2 separate regions of the Homo sapiens genome follow, and region 1 is linked to region 2. A link is an interaction called in ENCODE POLR2A ChIA-PET data of the cell type or tissue named here. Cell type or tissue: PC-9. All regions are shown on one strand.

The links. ChIA-PET counts read pairs that join two places held together with the same protein. Peaks named below come from ENCODE experiments on the same cell type or tissue, not always from the same donor. Only the 100,000 strongest peaks of a DNase experiment are listed, where the experiment ranks them.
Region 1: POLR2A ChIA-PET joins it to region 2 with 19 read pairs; 2 of 35 experiments call an interaction of 5 or more read pairs at or near these places.

The regions. Positions count from the first base shown.
Region 1 is chr16:3,759,322-3,767,321 of GRCh38, forward strand. All of the region lies in intron 16 of CREBBP (CREB binding lysine acetyltransferase), which reads right to left. Among named protein-coding and RNA genes, the nearest start is that of TRAP1, 46 kb to the left of the region's middle. In PC-9, no CTCF peak of the experiment used is centred here; no DNase peak of the experiment used is centred here.
Region 2 is chr16:4,017,761-4,025,760 of GRCh38, forward strand. All of the region lies in intron 2 of ADCY9 (adenylate cyclase 9), which reads right to left. Among named protein-coding and RNA genes, the nearest start is that of TRIDDENT, 71 kb to the left of the region's middle. RefSeq lists enhancers at 7,296-7,797, 7,798-8,000. In PC-9, no CTCF peak of the experiment used is centred here; a DNase peak (open chromatin) is centred at 3,521.

The DNA of each region.
Region 1 (8,000 bases), 260 kb before region 2:
CTCACACATGTAATCCCAGCACTTTGGGAGACTGAGGAGGGCGGATCACCTGAGGTCAGGAGTTCAAGACCAGCCTGACCAACGTAGTGAAACCTCGTCTCTACTAAACACAAATTTAGCCTGGTGTGTGTCGGGGGTTCCTATAAGCCCCGCTACTCGAGAGGGTGAGAAAGGAAAATTGCTTGAACCCAGGAGACGGAGGTTGCAGTGAGCCGAGATTGCGCCACTGCACTCCAGCCTGGACAACAAGAGCAAAACTCTGTCTCCAAAAAAAAAAGACCATTTCATTGGAAGGGACCTTAAAAGATCCTCTGAGTAAAGTTTTTTATCCTTGGCTAAATTAAATTCAGGCCACTGGAGACAAACGGTTTTGAATCTCATAAATGTAAACAGTAATAGAGCTACAAAATAAAGCATTTTTATAAAAAGTTCCATATTGCTTACTCCCACATTTACTAATGCCAATTTCTCCAACCCCTCAGACACCTTACTGCCTACTACACTCTCTGTTTTCACTAATACAAACATAAAATACTGGCTGCCAAATACATTCAAGATGGTACATTCATACAAACCCTCAACAAGTATGGGAACAGGTGCCAGGGAAGCTGTTCGGTGTGGGAGGCCGGCCAGTCAGCAGTCAGCGTGTCACGACCCCACCTGGCTCATGTTCACTCACACAGAGAAGAAACTGGAGGCAAAGATGTCTCAGGCATTCTGATGCCTTAGCTTATAAGTGATGTATTTTTTCTTGGTGTTCTTTAATTTTTAATTAAATTATTATTTTTGAGACAAGGTCGCACTCTGTTGCCCAGGTTGGGGGACAATGGCATCATCTCAGCTCACTGCAGCTTCAACCTCCCAGGCTCAAGCCATCCTCCTGCCTCAGCCTCAGGAGTAACTGGGACTACAGGTGTGTGCTACCATGCCTGACTCATTTTTAAATTTTTTATGGAGATGAGGTCTCACTATGTTGTCCAAGCTGGTCTCGAACTCCTGAGCTCAAGCGCTCCCCCTGCCTCAGCCTTCCAAAGTGCTGAGATTACGGGCACTAAGCTATCATGCCCAGGTTTTTTTTTTTTTTTTTTTTTTTTTTTTTGAGACAGAGTCTTGCTCTGTCACCCAGGCTGGAGTGCAGTGGTACGATCTCGGCTCACAGCAACCTCAGCCTCCTGAATTCAAGTGATTCTCCTGCCTCAGCCTCCCGAGTAGCTGGGATTACAGGTGCCCACCACCACGCCCAGCTGATTTTTGTAATTTTTAGTAGAAGATGGGTTTCATCATGTTGGCCAGGTTGGTCTCAAACTCTTGATCTCAAATGATCTACCCGCCCTGGCCTTCCAAAGTGCTGGGATTACAGGCATGAGCCACTGTACCCAGCCATCATGCCCATCTCATTTTATATTTTTAGAGACAGAGTCTTGCTCCAACGCCCAGGCTGGAGGGCAATGTAGTGGCGCCATCATAGCCACTGTAGCTGCAAACTCCTGGGCTCAAGTGATCTTGTCATATCACTATGTTGCCCAGGCTGGTATTGAACTCTCGGCCTCAAGTGATTCTCCTGCCTCAGCCTCTCAAAGCAATAACATTATAGGTGTGAGCCACTGGGCCTGGTCTGTTTTTTGTATCTTGAAAAGATTTGTTTTTTTTGAGACGGAGTTTCACTCTTGTTGTCTAGGCTGGAGTGCAATGGCGTGATCTTGGCTCACTGCAATCTCCGCCTCCCGGGTTCAAGCGATTCTCCTGCCTCAGCCTTCCGAGTAGTTGGGATTACAGGCATGCACCACCACACCCAGCTAATTTTGTATTTTTAGTAGAGACTGGGTTTCTCCATGTTGGTCAGGCTGGTCTCGAACTCCTGACCTCAGGTGATGTGATCTGCTTGCCTCAGCCTCCCAAAGTGCTGGGATTACAGGTGTGAGCCACCATGCCCGGCTGAAAAGATTTCTTACAACAGGTAAGTGGTAAACTGTAATTTAAAAATCAGATTAAAATATGGTAAACATTTAAAGTTCCAGTTGGGAAGCGGCAAGCATCAGGTACATGGACCTGCCATCAATTCTGTGTGGGGTGGGGATGGTCTAACTTGACAAATTCTGGAAAGCGTCATCTGATTCCTAACTGGTGAAAGCAAAAGTTAAAAGTTGGAAGGAAAAACCCATGTGTTTAACAGGCTCACTTTAGAGATGAAAACAGGCGCACCAAGAACATGCCTCAGGGCTCATTTCCATCAAAGCCCAGGATACAGACTCTTGACCAACCTCCGCAGACACCGCCTCCTCTCCAGGGCACGTGGCTGCTTCAGACCTCTGACAGCAGCCTGAGGTCCGGGCAACCAGGTAAAAACCCCGACGCAGCACTCCCCACGCACACGGTCCCCAGCACTTGAAGGTGCAAAGGCCTGGTCCAGGGTGCAGACGTGCCCTTCACAGTGGGAAGCGTCGGAAACACACAGCCTTGCTTCCTACTAACTCCTTTCTTCTGTTTTATGCACAGACGAAGCAGCATTTGCTAGTCTTTGAATAACTTTTTATGAGAAAACAATTATGTAACAAATAGCCTTTTGATTTCTCTGAATGAGGGGTTGGCAAATTATGACCAAGAGGCCAAATGTGGCCAGCTGCTTGCTTTTCTGTATGGCCCAAGAGCTAACAATGGATTTCACATTGTTTAATGTTTGGCAGAAGAAAAAGAAAAGAATACTATTTCATGACATGTGAAAATCACACAAAATTCAAGTGTTAGTCTCCAAAAATACAGCTTTATTGGCACATAGCTGTGCTCATTCGTTTATATAGGATCTGTAGCTGCCTCCGTGCCACAGTGGCAGCACTGAGGAGTGGTAACAGAGGCCTCAGGACGCACAAAGCCCACAGCGTGGATCACTGGGCCTCTGCACGGAGAAGGCCTGCAGACCCTGTCACCGCCCCAGTGGTAATCGGGAGTGACAGGGCCTGAAACAAGTGTCACTTTGGTTGATCATTTATTCATTCATTAAATAACTATTCAAATTCCGTGCTGAGGAGAGCATTTTCTTTCCTTTTTTTTTTTTTTTTTTTTGAGATGGAGTCTCGCGCTGTCACCCAGGCTGGAGTGCAGTGGTGCAATCTCGGCCCCCAAAGTGCTGGGATTACAGGCGTGAGCCACGGTGCCTGGCCGAGGAGAGCATTTTCAGACTCCTGTCTTCACCAGCACCTTTCTGTAAGAAGATCCCATATGTGCAGAAGTGAAGTCAGGAGTGTATGTGAACTGCGCCGCTCCCCTCCTCTGGCCCGAGGACCTGCTCCACGCGGCAGGGCTGTTGCAGCGCACCAGCATCTCCCAAAAACGCGGCTCTCGAGCCCTTGGAGGCTGCTGTCTCATATCGCAGTCCCCAGCCCCTGTGACTACTGAAATTTTACCAAACGAATAATATTACAAAAAATAAAAAACTCAGTTCCTCGGTCACCCTGGTCACATTTTTATTTTTTTGAGACGGAGTCTTGCTCTGTCGCCCAGGCTGGAGTGCAGTGGCGCGATCTCGGCTCACTGCAAGCTCCGCCTCCCAGGTTCATGCCATTCTCCTGCCTCAGCCTCCCGAGTCGCTGGGACTACAGGCGCCTGTCACCATGGCCGGCTAATTTTTTGTACTTTTAGTAGAGACAGGGTTTCACTGTATTAGCCAGGATGGTCTCGATCTCCCGACCTCGTGATCCGCCCGCCTCGGCCTCCCAAAGTGCTGTGATTATAGGGGTGAGCCACCACGCCCGGCCACCCTGGTCACATTTTAGGTGCTCAAGTTATAGCACTGCCCTAGGCCCTTCTATGTGCTGTAAGATGAAAACTATTTCACCAAAACTGAAACCAATTTTTTTTTTTTTTTTGAGACGAGGTCTTCTGGAGTGCAGTAGCGTAATCACAGCCCACTGCATGCAAACTTGACCTCCTAGGCTCAAGCAACCCTCCTAATTCAGCCTCATGAGTAGCATGAGGGACTATAAGCATGCACCACCATAACCAGCTATTTTCTTATTTTTTTCTACAGAGACAGGGTCTCACCATGTTGCCCAGGCTGGTCTTGAACTCTGGGCCTCAAGTGATCTTCCCACCTCAGCCTCCAAAAGTGCTGGAGTTGCAGGTGTGAACCCCAAAGCCCAGCCTGAAACAATTTTGTTTTGAGACGAAGTTTCTCTCTTGTTGCCCAGGCTGGAGTGCAATGGCACGATCTCAGCTCACTGCAACCTCTGCCGCCTCCTGGGTTCAAGTGATTCTTCTGCCTCAGCCTCCTGAGTAGTTGGGATTACAGGCATGCGCCACCAGGCCCGACTAATTTTTGTATTTTTAGTAGAGACGGGGTTTCGCCATGTTGGCCAGGCTGGTCTGGAACTCCTGACCTCAGGTGATCCACCCGCCTCAGCTTCCCAAAGTGTTGGGATTACAGGTGTGAGCCACTGCGCCCGGCCTGAAACAATTTTTATAACACTAAATTATCATTTGCCTTTTGCACTATGTTGGACATCTGCACAGATGGGAAAAAAGCAATCTTTTTTTTTTTTTTTTTTGAGAAGGAGTCTCACTCTGTTGCCCAGGCTGGAGTGCAGTGGCATAATCTCGGCTCACTGCAGCCTCCACCTCCTGGGTTCAAGTGATTCTCCTGCCTCAGCCTTCCGAGTAGCTGGGACTACAGGCGCATGCTGCCACACCCAGCTAAAAAGCAAAAACAAAGGAAAAGAAAGCCAACATCACCAAACTCTACTGTTATCACACACACTGCTGCTGCTGTACAGTCACAAGAAAAAAAATACCAGCCATGCTTAAGAAAATTTGTTTAAAATTTTTCTTCTTTTTTTTGGGTAGAGATGGGTTCTTGCTATGTTGCCCAGGCTGGCTTGAACTCCTGGCCTCAAGTATTCCTCCTGCCTTAGCCTCCCAAAGTCCTTGGATTATAGGCATGAGCCACTGCTCCCAGCCAAGAAAAAATATTCTTTATTTTTAAGACAGGGTCTCACTCTCTCATCCAGGCTAGAACGCACTGGCACAATCATGGTTCACTACAGCCTCAACCTCCTGGGCTCAAGCAATCTTCCCACCTCAGCCTCCTGAGCCATTGGGACTACAGGTGCACCACCACACCTGGCTAATTTTTAAACTGTTTTGTAGAGACAGGGTCTCACTACGTTGCCCAGGCTGGTCTTGAACGCCTGGCCATAAGTAATCCTCCTGTGTTCGCCTCCCAAAGTGCTGGGATTATAGGTGGGAGCCACTGTGTCCACTCATTTCTTAATTAATTAATTTATTTTTGAGATAGGGCCTTGCTCTGTTGTCCAGGCTGGAGTCCAACAGTGGCATCACAGCTTGCTGCAGCCTTGGACCCCTGAGCTCAAGTGATCCTGCTGCCTCAGCCTCCTGAGTAGCCAGGACTACAGGCATGCACCACCACACTTGGCTGATTTTTAATTTTTTGTAGAGACAGGGTCTTACTATGTTGCCCAGGCTAGTCTTGAACTCCTGGCTTCAAGTGATCCTCCCACTTTGGCCTTCCAAAGTGCTGAGATTACAGATGTGAGCCACCACACCTGGCTGAAAAAATATTCTTGATGAGATAGTAAAAAGTATTCCTTGTATTAAATCTTAAGCGTTTGGTACATGTGTGTGGTTTTTTTTTTTGTTTTGTTTTTGTTTTTGTTTTTGTTTTTTGAGACGGCGTCTCGCTCTGTCTCCCAGGCTGGAGTGCAGTATCTCGGCTCACTACAAGCTCTGCCTCCTGGGTTCACACCATTCTCCTGCCTCAGCCTCCCGAGCAGCTGGGACTACAGGCGCCCGCCACCACGCCCGCATAATTTTTTGTATTTTGTTTAGTAGAGACGGGGTTTCACCGTATTAGCCAGGATGGTCCTGATCTGCTGACCTCGTGATCTGCCTGCCTTGGCCTCCGAAAGTGCGGGGATTACAGGTGTGAGGCACCGCGTCTGGCCGCCTGGTACATGTCTTTTATTCTGTGTGATGAAACATTCTGCCTATCTCCTCACACAGAATAAAAGATGTGCGCTGCATAGGCACAGTGGCCACATCAGGAGGCAGTACTTGGGCAAGTGTTGGAATTTACAGCTGAAGTAGCTGCTTGCCCTCGTGGAGCACATTAAAACTTTCAGGAATGACTGAGAGATAAGCTATAGTTACTAAGCTCTGGTTATATGTCAGACATTTTCTCAGAAATGAACAAAGAGGGCCAGTTACTTCAAGGACAACTGACAGTATTTGTTGCCAATGCTAAAATTTGGGCTTTCATAAAAAAATCAAATGCTTTGGAAAACTTGTACATGGGCTTCACAGCTTCTCAAAATTTATTATTAGTATTATTTTTTGAGACAGGGCCTCACTCTGTCACTTAGGCTGGAGTACAGTGACATGATCAAGGCTCAGTGCATCTTTGACCTCCCAGGCTCAGGTGATTCTCCCACCTCAACCTCTCGAGTAGCTGCAGCTACAGGCATGCACTACCATACCCAGCTAATTTTTTTTTAATAGAGATTAGGTTTCGCCATGTTGCCTAGGCTGCTCTCGAACTCCTGAGCTCCAGGCTAGAGTGCAGTGGTGCAATCATAGACCCTGAATTCCTGGGCTCAAGCAATCCTTCCCCCTCAGCCTCCCAAAATGCTGAGATTACGGGTGTGAGCCACCATGCACGCCCTGCTTTTCTAAGTTGGTAAGACTTGTTTGAAGAGACTGATGGTGGTATTAACAAATGTTGATTTTTTTTTGACACTGTATAGTGAAATATGTCAACATATGGAAAATCTGCAGAACTTAAGTGTCAATTGAAAAAAAAATCATGCAAGCACAAAAGATCCATTCCAAGTACAAGATGGATCAATGGATTCTAATGTCACAGACTATGAAAAATCCAGTGCTATAGATTCTGGTTCAATGTCGCAACTAACCTTTAAGAAACCTTCACTGGCTGAATTTTGGTATAGTATCAAAGAATATCCACAATCAGCTGAAAGGGCTACGAAAATACTTCTCCCTTTACCAACTACAGGATTTTCTTCATACACTTCAACCAAAATAACCAATCACAACACAGTAAATGCAGAGGCAGATACCCTTAATAACGCCACTATTCTTACTTATTTTTGTTTTGGAAAAATTGTTTTTCATATAAATGTTTTCTATGGGTGCCATGTAACAGACTATTTTAAATGAACTAAATATTTAAAAATTTTTCTCTTTTTTTTTTTCAGACAACAATCTCACTTTTGTCTCCCAGGCTAGAGTGCAGTGATGTGATCTGGGCTCACTGCAGCCTCAAACTCCTAGGCTCAGGCAATCCTGCCGCTTCCGCTTCTCGAGCAGCTAGAATTATAGGCGTGCACCACCACACTTAGCTAGTTTTATTTTAGTTTTGTAGAGATGGAGCCTTGCTATGTTGCTCAGGCTGGTTTTGAACTCCCAGCATCAAGCAAGCCTCCCATCTCAGCCTCCCAAAGTGCTGGGATTACAGGTGTAAGCCACTGTACTCAAATTTCTCAACTTTAGTTTCCAGTAGAGTAAGCAATGATAGATAATCCACACAACAACTCTCTGGGGCCCTCAATTTCTAAGAGTATAAAGAGCCCTGAGATTCACTGTACTCCACACTCTCCAGGGTCCCTTCCAGCTGCAGAGTAACATGGTCTCAGTCTCTAACATTTCTCTGCAATCTTTCCCAAAAGTGTCATCTGCAGCCTTGGACTTTCTGAGTCCTGTCTCCCATTTCTAAGGTTCACTTGACAATTTTCTGATACCCTGTTATCTCTTTACTGTGGATACATCTCAAATGGATTCCATCCAACTTCCACTGTGAGGCGGGCTTACCTCACACATCTCAGACCCCAAAGATGCCTAACCTACCCCTCCCCCATGTCTCACTACACAGGGTCCCTAGGCGCCACCCTGCCCCTCACTCTGCATGCTCAGCTTCCTCACTGCACCTGCAGAAACCTTCTGCCTCCAAGTCACCCTGTGCTGTCATAATGACC
Region 2 (8,000 bases):
TGGGAGAGATTAAATAAAACAAAACAAAAGAAAATTTGACCTTCATGAAATAGCTCCAAGAATCATCCAATTTGCAGCTCTCACTATTGTAGTCCAACCTAAAAACGCCGGGCCGACACCCACATTGTCTTCTTCGAGCACAAACACACTTCTCCTGCAGCAGGTGTAGCCCGCACAGCATGGTGAGCCCAGCCACACCCGCACGCCAGACGCTTGGCCACAGAAACGCAGAAGCGGCCACTGTCCTTGCCTGGAACACAGATGGGCCTTTTCATCCAGGAGGAGATTTACTTGCAAAGGCATTTTCTTCTGACCCACAGGTGGTTATACCTGCACTGACACCTCCTGTGGGCATCTTCAGCTGGAAGAAAGGCCACCGAGGCTGCGGAGCCACCTCGCCTGTAAACATCATATCATGCAAAGGAAAAGCTCTAAGTTGCGGAATATTCTTCTCTTTTTTTTTTTTTTTTTGAGATGGAGTCTCGCTCTGTTGCCCAGGCAGGAGTGCAGTGGCATGATCTCGGCTCACTGCAACCTCTGCCTCCCGGGTTCAAGCAATTCTCTTCCACAGCCTCCTGAGTAGCTGGGATTACAGGCACCTGCCACCATGCCCGGCTAATTTTTGTGTTTTTAGTACAGTTGGGGTTTCACCATGTTGGCCAGGCTGGTCTTGAACTCCTGACCTCAAGTGATCCACCCGCCTCGGCCTCCCAAAGTGCTGGAATTACAGGCGTGAGCCACCGCGCCCGGCTGATGCTGAACATGCGTGACTAACCTTCCGCGGGAGCAGTCATGCCGCTGCCTTCACCACCTGTTGCTTCTGGGAAATGTGGATCCAGGCTGCTGGCTCTCTCCCAGATCGTATCTGCAGCACAGGCACATGCTTGCTGTGAATTTCCACACTTGTCAGATCACCCGGTTTTCAACTTGTTTTCTAGTTTTCTCTCTTTTGAAGAGTATTTTGCACACTGGCTGGGGCAGAGGCTGACAGTTTCCCAGACTGTGTTTTCTTGTTTACAGAGCACATGCAGACTTGTTCGAGTCATCTAACGGAGAAACCCAAAAACCTCCATTTTCTCCTGAGATATCTCTGCTATCTCTAATTTCACTTCAGCAGCACTGGTGGCTGAAATACTATGGACTATGTATTTCGGACTTCCTTTTTCTGAACTTTTCTGGAAGAATCGCAGTTGTGTGTGTGTGTGTGTGTTTTGTTTTGTTTTGTTTTTTTAAGAGAAAAGGTCTTTCTCTGTCACCCAGGCTGCAGTGCAGTGGCATGATCACGGCTCACTGCAGCCTCGACGTCCTGGGCTCAAGTGATCCTCCCACCTCATCTTCCCAAGTAGCTGGGATGACAGGTGTGCACCACCAAGCCCACCTTCTTTTAAAAAAAAATTTTTTTTTAAAGATGGAATCTCACTATGTTGCCCAGGCTGGGCTTGAACTCCTGGCCTGAAGTGATCCTCCGGCCTCAGCCTGCCAAAGTGCTGGAATTACAGGCATGAACCACCATGCCCAGACTCAGGTATTTATTAATAACCTCAAGGTGTTGCTGCACATTCCATAAGTTGAGAGCAGGTCCACTCTGCCACCCAGGGATGTCCCAGGCTGGGCGATTTGTTCTCCCACTGCACACCATGCAACTGTCATTTATGCCTTAAGAAAATCCCATTGAAGTTGTGGACTCAATGCACAATCAAAACTGAAAGCAAAACCGAGGCAGTGAGTAGTGAGTGCCCAAGCACGAGAGGAGGGGACAAAGGCTGGGTCCCCGGCCATCAACAAACGGAGAGCTAGCTCATAAAACAGTGACCTGGAGCTTCAGTCAGCAGCCCTCACTCCCAAAAGGGGTGAGGAGTCTTCAGAAACTCCCCTGTCTTATGGCAGAAAGCTGAGCTCTGCACAGACCCTGGAAAAACCACTGTTGTCAAAGGAGAGATGGAAGTGGGCAGAAAGCCCAGGAAGGAGGGTTCCAGACTAGTGGAGGTACTAGCCTCAAACAAGACAGCTGAGTACTTAGAGAAGAAGAGATACATGCCAGGCATGGTAGCTCATGCCTATAATCCCAGCACTTTGGGAGGCCAAGGTGGAAGGATCACGTGAGGTCAAGAGTTTGAGACCAGCCTGGCCAACATGGTGAAACCCTGTCTCCACTAAAAATACAAAAATTAACCGGGCGTGGTGGCGGGAGCCTGTAATCCCAGCTACTCGGGAGGCTGAGGCATAAGAATCACTTGAACCCAGTGGGTGAAGGCTGCAGTGAGCTGAGATCGCGCCACTGCACTCCAGCCTGGGCAACACAGCAGACTCCATCTCAAAAAAAGAAAAAGAAAAAGAAAAAGAACTTTCTATGAACTTCCCGTGATGATGGGTACATCCTGTAGCCGTCCAGTTCTGTGGCCTCCAGGCACATGTGGCTACTGACCACTCGAAATGTAGCTAGTATGAACAAGGAATTAATTTTTTAATGATTTCAATTATAATTTAAATTTTAAACAGCTACATGAGGCTGGCAGCTATGTAGGAAGCAGTGAAGATCCACATCCTTCCTTATTGGTGAAAGGAATGAATTGGAAACAGAAAGTTCTTTTTTACCTTTATTAAATAAACGTGAAGTCATAAGAACTACTAAAAGAAAATGGGTGGGATAAAAGTAAAACTAAATATGAAACCAGTAAGTATTCACTGTTATTTATTATAGATGACATTTAGACGCAAATACGAGAGGGAGAGTACCCTGTATATTAATAGCAGGGATAGCCAATTACAAAGTGGAATAAGCCAGGCGTGGTGGCTCACGTCTGTAATCCCAGCACTTTGAGAGGCTGAGGCGGGTGGATCACTTGAGGCCAGGAGTTCGAGACCAGCCTGGCCAACAAGGTGAAAACCCCTCTCTACTAAAAAATATACAAAAAATTAGCTGGGCTTGGTGGCACACGTCTGTAGTCCCAGCTGCTTGGGAGGCTGAGGCAGGAGAATGGCGTGAACCCAGGAGGCGGAGCTTGCAGTGAGCTAAGATCGCGCCACTGCACTCCAGCCTGGGCGACAGAGCGAGACTCCGTCTCAAAAAAAAAAAAAGAAAGTGGAATAGAAACAGTTACTCTATCGAACAAAATAGCAGATAATGTTTTAGAATAAAGAAACAAAAGAGCTGGAAACATTTGAACGTTTTCAAAAAAAACCCTATAAGTGGGATGAGATACTGGTTCACAACTCTAATTTAGAGCCTATATAAACACATTAGCTTGACCTTGCTTGACATACATTATTTCTAAAAAATGTTTTAAATGTGAATATTTAGAAGATACACCATATTTTCTGCTTTTTATATACTATAAATTTTACTATGTGAGTTTAAAAAGTGGTTGGTAAAACACACACCCAAGCTCTCTGATCTTTCACACCCATTAAAAGCAGCACATGTATTAAACACACTGCTGCACAATGGGCGTGCCATGGGTGCTCTCCAACCGCATTGGGCTTGAATGTTTAACTAGGCCTGAAGCCACAGTGCTAACAAGATCTGGCAGAGACAGACAAGGCCACGCCGGCAGCAGGTGTTTCAGGAAAGGTATTACTCCACCATCCCTTGCGCTGAAGCCTTAGCCTCAGGCAAATTCATGAACCAGGTAGAATCTAATTCAGGTCACTTTGGCCAATCTCCACTTTCTACCAGCCTCCTCCAGGTCCCTACTGCCTCGGGAGGCCCCCTACCCACCTGCCAACCTATCCCCTCACCATCTACCGGCACCAAGTCTGTGTGAGCACACTGTAGATACACGAGCTCCGTCCCAACTCAGAGCTAGGAGAGTATCAGAGGCCAAACGCCTGCCCCCTGCTTCTGGGCTCCACCAGCAGCCTGGGAGGCCACCCCCTGCAGCTGACTCATCTGCATACTGAGACTTCCTGACACAAATGGAGGTGACAATATTCGTTCCCCCATCATATCCCAGAAATTCCCTTATTGCCGACATCCATTCTGGGTTTTTACTGCGCTTCACACGAGGACAATTCCAGGCTGAAGTGGCAGGTCCCAGCACCAGACTCCACTTCATCAGAACACTTCTGTTAGAGTCTTTGAAACGCATGAAATCCCCTTTAGGGTCCATAATAACGCCTTCTGGAAACTCGACGGCAAGCCACTCACCCTCAGCCCTATCAGACCCCATGGCTCCTTACATTTCTGTGACATACTTAATTTGCAATGTCCTCTTTTCCATCATGAAATAAAATTAAATTCATGGACAACATAACCTTTAATCACTGAGACCATAAAGGACACCTCCAGCAGCTGACTAGCCTTCCCTCAGCCACCTTTGTGCCCAGCCTAAGGGCAGGGTGGCACCGGAGCCTCCATGCTTCAAAGGTGGCCACCAGGGCCCATCCCCCTTTCCATGCTTCTCCCTGCCCAGAGAGAAACAGCCTGAGGACAGGTTAAAGACTAAATACAACCAGGCATGGTGGCTCATGCTTGTAATCCCAGCAATTTGGGAGGCCGAGGTGGGAGGATCACTTGAGGTCATGAGTTTGAGACCAGCCTGGCCAACATGGTGAAACCCCATCTCTACTAAAAACACAAAAATTAGCCAGGCCTGGTGGCCCATGCTGTAATCACAGTTCCTCAGGAGGCTGAGGCATGAGAATGGCGTGAACCCGGGAAGCGGAGCTTGCAGTGAGCCGAGATTGCACCACTGCACTCCAGCCTGGGCACCAGAGCGAGACTCCGTCTCAAAAAAAAAAAAAAAAAAAAAAAAGACTAAGACTATGCCACAATTCCGCATATGCATGTATTTATTATATACATATATGTATAAGGTACATATTTGTATGTGTATATCCGTGCATATGTGTATACCTGCAGCAATTTTTTTTAAAAGGAGAAAATAGGCCAGAGCCAGTGGCTCATGCTTGTAATCCCCGCAATTTGGGAGGCTGAAGCAGAAGGATTGCTTGAACCCAGGAATTCAAAGCCTCAGTGAGCTGTGACTGCACCATTGCACTCCAGCCTGGGTATCAGAGTAAGACCCTGTCTCTAAAATATAAATTAATAAATAAAAATTAAACGGAGAAAATTTCTTAACAACTTTTATCCTATTCATTCTTTCAACACATAATAAGCTCCTGAAATCCGTTAAGAATGAGATTAGACCTATTCTAAATCCTACTAACACCTTACATTGACTCTGTCTTATTAATCTCAGTACTGTAGTACCTGGGGGAAGGCGCAGCACCGTGGACACTCAGAAACGTCAAGAATCAAATCACATCTCTACAACGGTGGTCCATCTGCAAACAGCGTGGAGATCAAGGAAGGGCAGAACAAAGTACTGAAAGTGCTGTCATTTCTCTGGAGGGTGAATTACACAGACCAACTTTCTTCACATAATAAGAAACAAGAAGTTGTTTGTTTATGGGTTCTATGGGAGCACCCGCTGCAGGCCACGCTAGACGCTGGTGATAAAACTGTGAACATGGCGTCCATCACCTGACTCAGTGGTAGGAACCAGTGGCAGGGAGAATCCACAAGCAAGGACCCGAGTCACCAGCTGTGATTAAGAGCCAGGAAGAAAGCAAAAGCTTCCTGCAATAGAGAATACCCAACATGCGGTTTGGACAGAGTCAGGGACGTCCTTTCTGAAGAAATGAGACTGAAGTGGAGATATCACAGTGAGATGGAGGCAATTGCGGTGGTGTAGGTCTGGGGAAGGCACGAGGGATGCAGGGATCAGCATGGAAAGGACGGTCCCAGCATGCTCACGTGGCTGAAAGGTGGCAACTGTTCCCGATGCAGACTGAGGGAAGAAAGTGTGGCATGAGAGGAGGCTGGGGAGGTGGGCCAGGCCCTGGGAGCCATTAAGAGGTTTCTGCCTGGCCAGGTGCAGTGATTCACACCTGTAATCCCAGCACTTTGGGAGGCCGAGGTAGGCGGATCACTTGAGGTAAGGAGTTCGAGACCATCCTGGCTAGCATGATGAAACCCCGTGTCTACTAAAAATACAAAAATTAGCCAGGCGGGGTACATGCCTGTGATCCCAGCTACTTGGGAGGCTGAGGCACGAGCATCGCTTGAACCCAGGAGGTGGAGGCTGCAGTGGGCCGAGATTACGCCACTGCACTCCAGCCTGGGGGACGGTAGGAGACTCTGTCTCAAAACGACAAGAGGCATCTGACTTACATGCTAGGCACACACAAGAGCTCTGCAGTGTTTTAAGTAAGACAGCACACAGTTCGATTCTTTCTTATTTTGCATTTTAATTTTTTAACTTTTTTTTTTTCTCTTGAGACTGAGTCTTGCTCTGTTGCCCAGGCTGGAGTGCAATGACACAATCTCGGCTCACTGCAACCTCCGCCTCCTGGGTTCGAGTGATTCTCCTGCCTCAGCCTCCTGAGTAGCTGGGATTACAGGCACCAACCACCATGCCTGGCTAATTTTTGTATTTTTAGTAGAGACGGGGTTTCACCATGTTGGTCAGGCTCGTCTCAAAGTCCTGACCTCATGATCCGGCCACCTCAGCCTCCCAAAGTGCCGGGATTATAGGCATAAGCCACTGCACCCATCCAATTTTTTAAAACTTTTTAATTCAAACTAATGTTAATCATATAGGAAAGTTACATATACGGTACAGGGAGTTCTCATATATCCCTCGCTCCACTTCTCCTAACGTGAATGTCTTATTGTACGACGTCAAGCACAGCTTGATAATCAAGAACAGGAAATTAACTAGACGATGAACTTGATTTGAGTTTCACCAATTTTTCACCTGATTTATGTTCCAGGATCCCATCCAGGATCCCACGCGGCTGGCTGGCTCTTTTTAAAGCCTACACAGCTCTGGGTGGCGAATGGCTCCGGAGGTGTCAGGAGTAGAAGCGGGGGCTCACTCCTGGCCTTTTGCTGTGGTCCAGGCAAAAGCTGGAGTGGCCTTAGGTCAGGTTCATGATTTAAGGTCTAGGCAGAACCGACAGGATGTGAACAAAGGGAACAAGGACACTTCCTGGGTTCCTGGGTTCTGCCTTCAGTACGTGGACGGATGAGTGAGACCAGAAGAAGTAAAAGTTTAGGGGGCAAAATCAGGAGCTCAGTTCTGGACCTCCCAAGCTGAAGATGCTGGTGACACGCTCAAGCGATAGGGACAAGGAGGTGGCCATACCATGAAATCAGAAGGGAGCTCAGGGCCAGAGATCCACTGTCCATAATATCACCAGGGAGAAGACAGCAGGTGGGGAGGCCTGGGAAGCAGCCTTGGAGCTGCAATGTTTTGAACGGCCAGGGAAGTGGGCCAGCAGGGCTCTGAGGAGGGACAAAGGGGTAGGGAGGGGGGCTGGGTGTGATGGCTAAAGCCTGTAATCCCAGCACTTTGAGAGGCCGAGGCGGGTGGATCACCTGAGCTCAGGAGTTTGAGACCAGCCTGGCTAACATGGTGAAACCCCCGTCTCTATTAAAAAATATATATATACAAAAATTAGCCAGGCATGGTGGTGTATGACTGTAATCCCAGCTACTCAGGAGGCTGAGGCAGGAGAATTGCCTTGAACCCGGGAGGTGGAGGTTGCAGTGAGCGGACATTGGTGCCACTGCACTCCAGCCAGGGCAACAGAGCAAGACTCTGTCTCCAAAAAAAAAAAAAAAGAAGTGGATCACTGTGAACGCTGCAGAGAGAAGATGAGGCCACTAGCAAAGCCAGCCTGGGTTTGGCCACTGGCCACGCAAAGACTGTCAGTGACCACACCAGGGAGAGGTGCGTTTGGGCGGCGAAGAGCACAGGCCAGGCTGGCAGGTTGGTGTGCGAGTGTGTGCAAGGTGGAGAAGGCACACGCGGTCAGTCCTTTGGAGAAGTCTGGCACGAGGCCTGCCGAGGAAATGGCCCGGGGGTGTGGCAGGGCGGAGGTCCTGTGCCATGTCCTGCACTGACCAGGGCAGCCCACGGGAAGGCAGCTGCAGAGAAGGCAGAACCCGCAGCTCCAGAAGGTTTGGGGCATGACCAGCAGAGGCCAACTTC